Regions from separate parts of the Homo sapiens genome. Here region 1 is linked to region 2. Evidence: chromatin contacts called from ENCODE Hi-C or POLR2A ChIA-PET data. All regions are on one chromosome and are shown on one strand. Each heading gives the region's core, a stretch centred on a gene start or an enhancer-like site at or near the end of the contact. The rest is flanking DNA. Distances are from core to core; before and after follow the strand shown.

Region 1 (6,949 bases), core at 1,155-3,654, 190 kb before region 2:
TGATGGGCCCTGAAACAACACAGTATAGCTGAAAGACATGGACTAGTGACAGAGTCGTGTGAGAGTCCAGGCTGATGAGGGGCACTGAGAGAAGGGACAGAGGAAGGCTCAACAGACCTCAATGGCTGAACAGGGAGTTGGGGGAGAATAAGGGGAAGAAACTAGGCAGCTATAGAACTGTTACTAAATGTCTGTTTCCTCATGTATAAAATGGTGATGAGTACCTACCTCTTAGGATTATTATGAAGACTAAATTGCAAAAGTGCTCATAAGTGTCTGGTACATAGTAAACTCTATATAAGTGCTTGTTCCTTATAGCAGGGGTCCCCCAACCTCTGGGCCACTGAACACTACCAGTCCGTGGCCTGGTAGGAACTGGGGTGCACAGCAGGAGGTGAGCAGCGAGCAAGCTCTGCCTCTTGTCAGATCAGCAGCGGCATTAGATTCTCACAGGACTGCAAACCCTATTGTGAACTGAGCATGCGAGGGAAGGTTGCAAACTCCTTTTGAGAATCTAATGCCTGGTGATCTGAAGTAGAACAGTTTGATCTGGAAACCATTCTCCCCGCCTCCATCCATAGAAAAGTTGTCTTCCACAAAACCAGTCCTTGGTGCCAAAAAAGCTGGGGACTGCTGACTTAGAGAACTCACTGCGAGGGACATGTTTGGGGAAAAAGGTAGAATCTTTTCTAAAAATGTGTGCACAAGCTTATGGGACCTTGCCATTAGGCATTGCATTAGGCACTTGGAACTTTGACTCAAGGTTTGATATGGGGGCAGTTTCCCCCATGCTGTTCTCGTGATAGTGAGTTCTCACGAGATCTTATGGTTTTATAAGGGGCTTCCCCACTTCACTTTGGCACTCATTCTCCTGCCACCCTGTGAAGAGGTGTCTTCCGCCATGATTGTAAGTTTCCTGAGGCCTCCCCAGCCATGCAGAACTGTGAGTCAATTAAACCTCTTTCCTTTATAAATCACCTAGTCTCAGGTATTTCCTCATAGCCATGTGAGAATGGACTAATACAAGGTCTAAACAGAGACACAGATTTTATGGGTGGGAGGTGCCTCCAGAGGAATGGGTAAACTTGCTTAAAAATACTGTGCAAATAAAAAGAGGACAAAGAAAGGTGTCATAACGGACAATATATTATGGGAGGCAGAGGCAGAGACTTTAAAGAAGCAGACTAAGAAATGGCTGTCTGAAAAGTATGAGAGCTAGGAACAAGTGGTGTCAAGTCAAAGAAGTCAGGAGATGCAGGGTGCGGTGGCTCATGCCTGTAATCCCAGCTACTCAGGAGGCTGAGGCAAGAGCATTACTTGAGCCCAGAAGGTCGAAGCTACAGTGAGCTATGATCACACCACTGCACTCCAGCCTGGGTGACAGAAATCCTCTTTCTTAAAAATAAATAAATAAATCAATATAAAATAAAATGCTAGGGAAGCCCCATGGGATGCTTCAGAGGTAAAGGGAGATAAGGACTAAAAAGGCCTAATCTCCTTCTTTTGTGACCCTCTGGGTCATAAAAATGAAGGCTCACATTTTAAGAGTTGAAGTTTAGGAAAGTAAGAAGGGAAGAACCACCTAACCTCGGGGGCAGGACACAAAAATGACAATAGATTCAGGAGGCAATCGTGGGTAACACGCCCAACAGGTGGCGCCAAATACCTTCAGTGGCAGTCTACAAGAGCCTCAGAACCCCTGCCCCTTCGGCAAGCCATGCTGGAGGGAGCTCCATTCAAATCTGCCAGTCAGCCAGGTGGCACTCCTTTAGTCAACAAAATATCAAGCTTCCACTATTGGAAAGCTCTGTGCTAGGGACTCTGAGAGCTGTATGTCTGCAAGTGCACGTGTGCTCTGCTGTTCCTTTAACGTGTGGAGACAAGAACCTTTTGAGAATAAGTCCCATCTATTTTAACTCCTACATAGCTCTCAAATCTATCTACATTTCTTCATCTACATTGCTGCCTTTCTCTTCTACACCACTATTCTCACTGGCTGGGATTAACTGCTGCAATTGCTTTCTAAACTATCCACTCTCAACACCCCACCAACCCTAACATGATTGTCCCTAGTGCAATTTCCTTAAAGCATGTCTATCTCCTAGCTCCCTACTGGCCCACAGCACTGGAAGTCTAGTGCAGTAGTTATAAATGTGGACCCTGAAGCCAGATCGCCTGGTTTCAAAACCCACCTCCAGTGCTCACTGACAATGTGGTGATGTTGGGCAAATTGACTAATCTCTCTGTGCCTCATTTCTTTATCTGTTAAATGCAGACAAGATGTACCTCACAGGATTATAGTGAGGACCAAATGAGTTTACAGGGTAAGTTTTTATTTAGCACAGTGCATGGGACACAGTAAGTGCTCAATAAATGTTAGCTATTAGTCTTTGAGATGTAAATTCAAAGCATCTCAAAGCACTCACCTTCATCCTTGCTGCTTCAGCATCACCTAGTTACCTTCTCAGTTGCTGTTTCTTCTGCTGGCAATGTTCACTACTCCCTGCTCCCACCCATCCACCCCTTACAAACAGGAAGGAACTCATCGTTCTGAGATATCTGAATAGCTCTCAGCTTAGACCAGAGAACCCTCTTTTCTAAATTCTTGCTAGACCTCTGCACATTGTCCTGTTAGAATTACTTATTTTTGTTAAAAATCGTGTGACTAGTTGTCTAATGCTGCCCCTTTCCCCGATCCTAGAATATAAATTGAGAGCAAGAAGCTGTCGTCTCATTCAGTGCTGGAGACCAGCTAGTGGGATTTTGTGAGTATCTTTAGGGTGATGACCCAGGAAAAAATGAAATCATGGTGACAACACATTAGTTCCATGCTACCATTCCCACATCTCCTTCCCAGCTCTCCATTACAGCCACTCTCTAATTGCTCAGGAAAATCTTCCTCCAGTCTTGCACTAAGCCCCAGAGTAACACCAGTCACCTCTGGTCCTTGTCCTGGGAGTCCTTCATGCTGGTCACTCATGGAAGCAGGGCCTTCCAATCAAGGTAGTCCCGAGTGAACCTAAGAGCAGGACTTTGGGGAAGGTTACAGGCAGGCTGGAACTGGGGTCCACATATGGGTGCACAATAAGGATGGTCTGTGAAGACCAAGTCATGCCTATATCTTGGATTCAATCAGTATAATTACCACACCATGATGGTTAATAATTGCACCCTATTCGTGCTAAGCAAACTCCATGATAAGACCTTGTCTTATCTTCACCTTATACCCTCTGGCTTGGCAACGTCCAGGTCTACAGGCCTAACAGTTTGCTGAAAAGGCAATCAAGGGAACTCAATAAATGTGTGACTGAGTAAATAAGACCGACTCTCACCTTCCCCCACAACCCAACAAAAGGCTTCCTATGGACGCAATAAAAGGCAGTAAATGGCAGCATGAGGGGAGAGGGAAAAAGCAGCAGCAATAGAACCCATGATTCCAAGAGCTGAGAGGAGCATAGGGGGAAATAATGCCCACAGGACTCCACTAGTCCTTTGAGTTGTGCTGGAGACTGCTATTTTGGAATAAAGTCCTTTGGCAACCAAGATGGAACTCAACCAAACTCCTGAAACAATTACAATCCCTAAGTGAGACAGGCTTGAAATAAGTTCAAACTAAAGTCAATTAAGAGACTAGTCCAATTGGTTTAAGGCAGGTCTGAAGCCCCTGTGTCAGCCAGCCCTTCTCTCTCTTAAAGCATTTAGGGCGGTCTGGGTTCCATTTACAGGGAATTAAGTACTCAGGGGCCTCCAATGTCAGGTTGAAACTTTTATTTTTCCGAACTACAGAAAACAAACCTTAAAAGTACATGAGCAGAAGGGGCTGCAGTCAGACAAAATATTCTATATTTTGTCCCAAAACTAATCCAACTAAATCCTTCAATTCCCTCTGAAATGAGATGTAATCCTTGACATAGACATGCACTTAGCTTAAATCTATTTACTCCGATTTTCAGAACTTTAATTTGTATCTCATCACCTATTGCCCAACGCGTGTCTATTAAGTACTTACGAATCCTCAACATCTGTTATTCTCAAAAGGGAACCAGAGCTCAAAGGGAGCTCAAGAGCTTTCACTGGTGCACACAAGTTAGCAAGAAAGCCCAAACAAGGGTTTGTTTCCCTCTAAGTGCTTGGCAAACAGTAGCAGGTGGTTCACAAACCTAATTTTTTATTACCATCTCCCGAGCTTTTGAAAATTGTTGCTCAAGCCCCAGTTTAGCCGGAATTCCTAAAGAGGGCTGAGCATCACTAGTAAAATTTATTGCTTCCTACATTTAGTTTGTGGTGTTGCCCTACACTTAGTTTGTGGTGTCATTTACAGCAAAATAAACCATTTGCTTTACTACATTCCTGATTCTAATTTCCACGTCTCTATCCAGGTTTCCTACTATGGTACACTATACTAAGCAAATGTCTCACTTTTCCAGTATTAAAGCCCCAAATTCCAGAATGCACACATCCCAACCCCCTAAACTTTTTATACAACCCTTCTCTCCCCTTAGCAAGACAAGGGGGTATGCAGAAAGCACAGTTTTGTGATTTAATCGTTGGAATACTCTTTAGTATTCTACTAATAAACTATCTGTAAATTTGTGTGTGACCATGGCAGCAAAATTTAACAATGTTTAACAATGTAGTAGGCCCAATTACTTTTTTTTTTGAGACGGAGTGTCTACCACCCAGGCTGGAGTGCAGTGGCGCGATCTCGGCTCACTGAACCCCGCCTCCCGAGTTCACGCCATTCTGCTGCCTCAGCCTCCCGAGTAGCTGGGACTACAGGTACCCGCCACCTCGCCCAGCTAATTTTTTTTTAGTAGACAGGGTTTCACCATGGTCTCGATCTCCTGACCTCGTGATCTGCCCGCCTCGGCCTCCCAAAGTGCTGGGATTACAGGCCAATTTCCTTTTAAAAGGCAATAAACTCAATGCATAAAGTACTTATGTTCGGCTACCTCCCACCCTTTTCTCATATTTTAAGTCTGCTCAGGAGAAAATTCACACATCCAGTGCCACAGGGAAAAACCTAAAGCCTACCTCAAAATTTTGAGTTCTTGGTTAAAGCATGAATGAGCCACAGTACTATTTTTCATTTAAACAAGAGCAAATTGTAGACCTAAAGATTACTTCTAAGGACTCAATTTACAAAAGTCATATTTACTTTATTAAAAACACAGCAAAAGCCTACTGGTTTAAAAATTAAGACAATCCAATTATAGGTTAGCTATTGCCTTTTCTCACTGCAGTAATATTTCCCTCAAAATTATCAAGACAATTCTTATGATGTTCCTTTTGAAACACTACAAAAGCAAATATTAAGGTAACTCAAAACTTGAATAATATTTTCTTTATTTACAAGTTAGAATCAACAAAGACAGTCCAGGGGACCAAATGGGGAGATGACTGAAACCCCCAGGGCCCCAAATGGAGCGGAAGGAAAAAGGGAAAACAGAGTAGAAAAAAAAAAATCAACGTAAAAAAAGAGCTCCCCCTTCTTCCCTCCCCATGGAGGCTGAGGGGACCACGGCCCCACCCTCCCCCCAGCCTTACCTAGCTTAAAATAAATTAGAACAAACAATCTCAAAACAGGGCCCTTAGAAGTGAATAGGGCAGCTGTGGCCTCAGGTAACTCCAGATCAGGGCTTTGCACACTCCCACCCTTGCCCTGCCCCATTTTGAATGGGGGCTCTGTGTCCAAGAGATCACTCCCCAATGGGGCTGGGAATTCAATGTTGTTTTGTCCATGTCCCTCCTTCAGTAAATGTCCCTGCATCCCTCCCCCACTGCAGAGCCAGCTCTCCTAGAGGGGGGCGGGGGGGGGTGAGATGAAGAAGTGTCACAGCAAAGGGGGAAGGGGCAGGTGGGGCAGGGTGGTCTAGGGGTCCGGTCCTGCGGAGCCTTCCTGCCCCATCTGGCCTGACCCCTTAGCCTGAGTCTGAATCACTGGTGTCTGAAGACGACGACGAGGAAGAGGAGGAGCTGGAATCTGAGCTGGAGCTGGAAGCGCTAAGGCGTGACACTGCTACTTGCTGTGCAGAGGATGACTCTGTTTTCTCATTCGCTGCAGAACAAATTCGAAAGTTAAAGACGTTCAAGTCTGAATCTTCATTTGTCAATAAAAGACAGTCAAGAAGGCAGGATGGAGTCAATCTGTAGTGGCATGAAAGTATATACTCACCTTTCTTGGGGGGCTTTTTAGTAGAATTGAGCTGTCCGCTGACATCTTGTAACCGCTTTTCTAATTCCCGCTTTTTCTCCAAAGCCAGTTCCTCCTTTGTCTTTCCCACAGGCTTCTTAATGGCTAATGAAAGAAATTTATCAGGATACATTAAGATTGCCCCAAGCATCTTATTATGGGCCCCTAAGGTTCCCAAGTTCCCTTCTTGAACGTCAGCTGCCAACCAACACATCCCATTATCCTGGGAGCTGACAATCCTGAATGCAAACAGACCCCACCATCTTTCCTCAACTGTCCTCAGAACCATGAGATGAACCTCATTTCATACGTACTGTAGGGCTTCCGGGGTTTCTTACGTAGGCAGGAAAGGACATAGCGCTCAAGCTCTCTAAGTGTGGATGGCTTGAGTGTTTCAAAATCAATCTCAATCTCTTCTGGGTTTGAATCACGTAAAGAGGGCTCCCTGGCTTGGATTATATGCACAACTCGGCCCAGCTTCTCCCCAGGTAATTTGTTGATGTCCAGGCTCAGCTGCCGCTTCTCATCGTAACTCATGGGCCTGCTCTCTTCCTCCTCCTCTGAATCATAACCTGTAGGCAGGGCAGGTGGGGCTGTCTTTGTGGCCTTTTTGGGGAGCCTAAGGGCAAAAAGAGTTGTCAGCAAAAGAAGCTTCATTAACCTCTTCCAGTATGTTCCCACTGTTATAATTCAGTGATCCTATTTCCTGCCCAGAGTGGAGCTTCTGTTTTTCCATTCAATGGCCAAGTAAGAGGT
Region 2 (6,066 bases), core at 588-3,087:
TCAAGGTGTTAGCTTGTCTGTGTTCCCCTTCTGAAGGCTTTAGCGGATAATCTGTTTTTTGCCTCTTCCAGCTTGCAGCGACCAGCTGCATTCCTCGGCTTGTAGCCCCCTTCCAGCAATCACTTTCCTCTGATTTTTGCTTCTAATATCACATCTCCTTCTATTCTCTTGCCTCTTTCTTTCACTTAGAAGGACCCATGTAATTATATCAGGACCACTTGGCTAATCCAGAATAATCTCCCCATCTCAAGATCCTTAATCTAATCACTAATGCAAAGTCCCTTTTGCCATGTAAGGTAACAGATTCACAGGTTTCATAGATTCAGATCTTTCAGGGGTGGCAGTTGGGGGCATTATTCCATCTACCACACAGAGTAAAGTTTCATCTGGATGACCCACAGGCCCTACAAATACAAAATGTCTAATATGGAATGTTCTCTTAAACTGTCCTTTCTTGATGACTGGAATTACTAACCACTTGGTCTCCCAAGCATCTTCTGCTCTCGCCTTCTCCTCTCTCCCATATACAATGGATGACGACACATCATGTTGCATCTGCTCCCTCACATGTCTCTGACCCTCTCTCTAGATCCCTGATCCTACTTTAATTCGAGCCCCATCATGTCTGGTCTGTGTTACTCTAACAGTTACCCACGCTGCTTTCTCTGCTTTCAATTTTATGCTCCTCTAACCCACTCTTCCCATCAGAGTAGTCTTTCTAAAACGTGAAGCTGCCCATGACCCTTCCCTTACTATCAGTCTGCATACTGGTCCTACTGACTGCAGATCAAAGACCCAAGTCCTTAGCCTGGTGTGTGAGGCATCCATCCCTAGCCCTCTGCTTCATCTGTCACCCACCCATTTTACCAATTCCGAAAGACTTTCACTTCCCTCGAAGCCTGTCCAAGTGTCCAAGCCGCTCATGCTTTGTTAGACTTGGAAGCCATTCTCCATATACCCTCGATCAGCTTGAATGTCATTTCCACTAGAAAATTTTCCTAATTGTTTGTGACTTCAATGTCCTAATTTTACACACATTTCTGCTGTGCCCCTTTGTTTGCTAATATGTCTCCTGGGTGGTAAGCAGGACTCCGTGTCTTATTAATATTTTCCGTCTCCAGAATTCAGCCACTGTCTGCCACACAAGTGCATAATGAGTTACTATACTAATATTATGCAGCCATGTCCCCTGTACAGCAGTTCCCTGGATCTCATGGCTTCTTTTTTGATTTGCCTTGTTTGTTACCAACTTCCATCAGTAAGACAATCTATCCAATCCTTGTCCCCTTTGCCACATCACATCCTCAGGGCAATAACAAAGTTGTTAAGTTTATGCACCTTCTCCACTTGGAGCAAGGCCTCACCATGTCAGGCCTCCGCCTGATTCTCCTCCCTGCCTGGGATGGCAGATTTTGCTCTAGTGGGTCTCCAGGCCGTGAGGTCTCCTGTCTTTTATGTTCTGATCCGGGTGGTGAGCTGCAGCTCACTACAAGTCCTTACTTGTCTCTGCTGGCCTTTAGAGACTTTGTACTCAATTTGGAGGAACTACTCTTGATGGATTGTAAGTGAGAGGATTTCCTGGTCTCCCTCTGGAGTCCGCCAGAAAACCACATTCTCTGCTTTTCAGCGTTGACTGCTCATGCTTACGTAATTTCTAAGAGTAAGAGCCTATGGACTGTCCTGGCAGCAAAGAATTCGCTCAGGATTTTGCCTGAAGCTGCACTTCCGGGGTCTCGCTTCATCAGAAGACTTCTTCATTTTCATCATCGGCCCAGCGATGCATGGGTACCTCTTAGGGTTTAGCCCCAGAATGTACTGGGGGAGGGGAGGGTAAAGTAGGTGGGGAAGGAGTCAGAGTCGTAGGTCACCTGTGGCTGGAGTTTTGCATCCCTAATAAACGGGAAATGAACTGAAGGAAGACTGGGTTTTCACGTCAACACGAAGGACACCATTACGATGCTAGACTAATCATCAAATAAAATTCCAGATGGAAAAAATTCAGAAACTTAATTTGGAATTTGAGCCCCGCTCTATTATGCAACGTTCCCAGCCATTGCTCCGCGGATGTAATGTGGACTTCCACCGCCAGATGGCGATCGAGACCGTAATTTAAGTTGGTTTTCTCAACTTCCTCTGGACTGAGTCCCCGTGAAAATCCCAAGTTTAACGAGGGGCTTTCCTCGCGTAACCTTCGCTTCTGCTTCCTCTCTCACATCACCTCAACCTGCGAGACTCTGAAAGGGATAATGAGGGTTGGGGGGAATATGGAAATTCAGGGAAGGGAGAGGGGGGTGGTGTGAAGCTTTCCAGACCAGCCACACAGAAATAGCGTACCAATAGTGGTTTAGAGCACAGACCCCCAGCCAGAATGAGTAATTTAAACAGCCCTACGATGTAATCGTTGTGTGCATATGCATCTCTATGCCTCTCTCTCTCTCTGTCTTTCTTTCATCTGAGACAGGGTCTCACTCCCTCTGTCCCACAGGCTGGAGTGCAGTGGTGCAATAATGGCTCGCTGCAGTCTTGACCTCCTGGGCTCCAGTGGTCTTCCCACCTCAGCCTCTGAAACCACAGGGTCTTGAACTTCTGGGCTCAAGTGATCTTCCTGCCTCGGCCTCCTAAAGTGCTGGGGTTACAGGTGTCGGCCACCATGCCTGTCTGCTATTTAAGTGCATAGAAGAATGCCTGGCACTCAGTTAGTGTTAAATATTTATAAAATAAATTAAAATTTTATAACACTACACACATGTTGTTGAGTATGTCATAAATAGAGACATATTTAATGAGATGTCAACATATATCACGTTAATGAATTAAGTAAGTTTGAGAATATTAGAGAAGAATGATAATAGATTAACGGAGGAGGCTGGGCGCAGTGGCCCACACGTGTATTCCAGCACTTTGGGAAGCCGAGGCAGGCAGATCACATGAGGTCAGGAGTTCGAGACCAGCCTGGCCAACATGGTGAAACTCCTTCTCTACTAAAAATACAAAAAAAAAATTAGCCGGGTGTGGTGGTGTGCGACTGTAATCCCTGCTAATGGGGAGGCGGAGGTTGCAGTGAGAGGAGATCGCACCACTGCACTGCAGCCTGGGCGACAAAGCAAGACTCCATCTCAAAACAAACAAACAAACAAACAAACAAACAAAAAACAGACGAAATAGGGTTTGAGTATGTAGTCTGCTCTCAACATGAGATAGTAAAGTCTTTGCTTCCCTTATATTCTGTTAATTAACTCATTTGATGCACATCGATGTATAAAGCCTTTAACTTCTATTTATTCTTTTCCTTGAAAAGCATGCGGAATGCCTTCTCAGGACTCTCCCATTTTTTATTTGTGAACACCCACTGGCATTCCCGGATACGAAGCTTGCAAGAAGGTGTGAACCGCCCTATACTCGTGAGCCCCTGGGGCTCTGTACTCTTTCCAGCCCACATTTGACCTCAGTCAATTTTTAAATGATTCCAGCTAAATTCTTCTTACCAGTGCCCAGCTGTACCTGCCTTAGGTAAGCAAGCACTCAGGCAACAACTTTCCTAGATTTCAAGCTAGTTGGAAGCTCAATCCCAGCTCTGTGATGGGTTGAAAAAAATTGCGACCTTGCAATTTGTGTGATTTCTTTCATGTTGCAAGGAAGCATCATTGTTTCCAGTTCTCTGCATCCCCAAGCAGAAACCAGAACTCTATATAAACGTTTTTAAATGGAGACATTGAGAAAAAGTACCCGAGAAACCAATGAGATACAGGAAGAATGCTTCCAGCACTAACATGAATGGGGCTTGGCCATACAGATAGAAGGGTTGGAAACTCTTACGCCTTGATTTAAACTCTCTATGCATATTCTGAGCACGCTGGGGAATGTACTACTACTAGGCTTGATTTGGATTCATGGCTACTACCTCCCACAAAATGATAGGTCTTCTGTTTTAGTACGTGAGATAATTCCTCAATCGATCTTATTGCTGCTATTTCTGTTAAGCATAAACAATGATTTGGGTCACAAATTTCAATGGGGTTTAAATTCCTTTGTGCATCCCAACAGGTAATCCTCTTACTCTGGGCTATGAACTTGCTACTGCCAAGATGGATGCCATGAAAAAAAGAGATCTCATCAAAATGGTCACAGAGAGATGGAGGGCCTCTGTGTAGATGGCAGGGTGGTGGTGGCCGTGTAACTAGCTGCCCGGTGAGGAGCAGCCCTTGGGGAGAGCCCAGGTAGGACCAGGAGAAGCAGAAATAGAGAAAAGTGAAAGATCGAGGTGGAAAGAACATGAGGGACAAGAGCTCTGCATGGCCACATCACCAGCAGTCTTGTTATTACAATGAGGATGAAGGGACTGAAAAGAGGGGAAGAGATGGAATTCATCAAACAACAGTGCTCATTCATACAAGGTAAGTATACATGTGGCCTTTTCTCTCTCTATCTGAAGATGTGGCTTACTGTAACAGGAACTATCATGGGCATTGGACGGCTGTCTCATGGTGATCCCATCCTCCTCTACATCCTAAACTTTTTTTTGAATGCATTTCTGTATTTTGACTTCCTCTCTCCCCAAAGTTCTTGTTAACTTCTGAGTATGACTTAGCTTCCTTATTCTTTGAAATATTTGAAACCCCTAACTTCCTCTCCTCTGTGGTGTAACTCACATGGCTTCTTGATACCAGGAGGCACTGTCTGCATACAACCTCATATTATGAGGATGAAATGCCCATGAATCCTACCAATCTGAGGAACAACGCATTTGTCTTCTCTGACAAAATACGGGTGCCACATATTCTGTAGGAAAAGGTGGTGTTGAGGTCAGAACTTCTCTGTTTCTCTGTCTCTCTCTCTCTGGTTCTGGAAATGTTGAGAATATGAGTGAAGGGAAAAAGATGGGCACCACGTGGAGGCAATTTCATGGTGGCATGAAACAATTTTGGGGGCATGAATGCCATGGGCAGAACATCAGGGCCCCAAAAGGGAAATACACAGTACTTTCTTTGGACTTCAGTGCTCTCTTTTATAGTAATGGAAACCACAAGCGCAGAGGAAGGGGAGCTGATTCTATAAAAAGAAGTTTATTTCCTACTTTAAAAGATGATTTTTTGACTATCTTCCCACAATAGAGCCAGAGGATCACAGGGGAAAGCTACGATCCTCAATTATAGAAAATGATGTTGGGTGCATCTAGCATCACAGAAGCTTTAGAGGACACAGTCATCTCAGGTACCTACAGATAAGGAAGAAGTACCAATGAGAGTACCTACTCGTATTCTTATTCATGGAAGCGAATCCCTTCAGGAACCAAATCATTTAGCTGCTGGTAGATGTTTCTTTTGGCTCCTCTCTCTCCTGAGCTCTCAAACACAGACTTTTTTTTCTGTGTGCCTCTGCTTTTGGCAACTCTGTTCCAAGAATAAGAATATTTGTTTGTAGATGAGCTTGCTAGGTCGGGGATCTCTTGTATAGGGAGATGGTGAATCACTGAGCAGGACACAGAGGCATGAGTTGAAACAGTGAGATGTACCTTAGTTTAAAGAGAGGTCACAAGAGCTCATGGACCATTATTAGATAAACTCTAAATTAGAAAAAAGAACCATATTTCTCTTTTGATAGTCACATAAAAATTGAAGCCATACTCATTCTAATAAAAAGTAACATGCATAGCTCTTCATTGCAAAGCTCATCTATTATTCATAACAGGCATATAGGGTCTATATCATTTTTACAGAAGTGGAAATAGCATGTAATTACTAATTTAGTTTATTCATTAGTTTTCCAAAAGTGAAATAAAGAATTTTCCCTTTGACTTCCTACCTGGTAATTTGAAAGAGATAAATTTGTGACTAAAAAGAGTACTTCACATCATACACAAATAATTAATGCAACTGATTGACCCAAGCTAGTGTGTGTGATATTGTGATATAATAGGAAGTATATATTTGGTTTCTGACCCTGGTTCCTGCCCTTCAGCTCCTAAAACTCTTGGAATCTCCAGAGTGATAAGAGTGTCTTTTGCATGCTAATGAGGTGACTGGTGGCTGGGGCTGGTCACCAGAAAGACCAAGGCAGGATTAGAGG

The links. A loop is a pair of places that touch in the nucleus more often than their neighbours do. ChIA-PET counts read pairs that join two places held with the same protein, here RNA polymerase II (POLR2A). Pooled maps may share reads with other maps.
Region 1: a loop to region 2 is called in a pooled map, with 3 times the contacts of the local background. The contact joins two enhancer-like sites. A Hi-C loop is called at or near these places in 2 of 50 pooled maps. POLR2A ChIA-PET finds 5 or more read pairs at or near these places in 5 of 52 experiments (CD4-positive, alpha-beta T cell, H1, K562 and 2 more).

Annotation. Positions count from the first base shown.
Region 1 is chr6:32,979,691-32,986,639 of GRCh38, reverse strand. BRD2 (bromodomain containing 2) reads right to left here. Exons shown (of 13, transcript NM_005104.4): 11 at 6,508-6,812; 12 at 6,176-6,298; 13 at 5,139-6,058. The coding sequence ends at 5,922. Among named protein-coding and RNA genes, the nearest start is that of BRD2, 15 kb to the right of the region's middle. Within about 2 kb of position 2,404, at least 5 of the 41 ENCODE cell types and tissues checked have a DNase peak (open chromatin) inside an H3K27ac peak, as active enhancers do.
Region 2 is chr6:32,793,207-32,799,272 of GRCh38, reverse strand. No RefSeq gene overlaps it. Among named protein-coding and RNA genes, the nearest start is that of HLA-DOB, 21 kb to the left of the region's middle. RefSeq lists a cis regulatory region at 4,522 and an enhancer at 4,450-4,594. Within about 2 kb of position 1,837, at least 5 of the 41 ENCODE cell types and tissues checked have a DNase peak (open chromatin) inside an H3K27ac peak, as active enhancers do.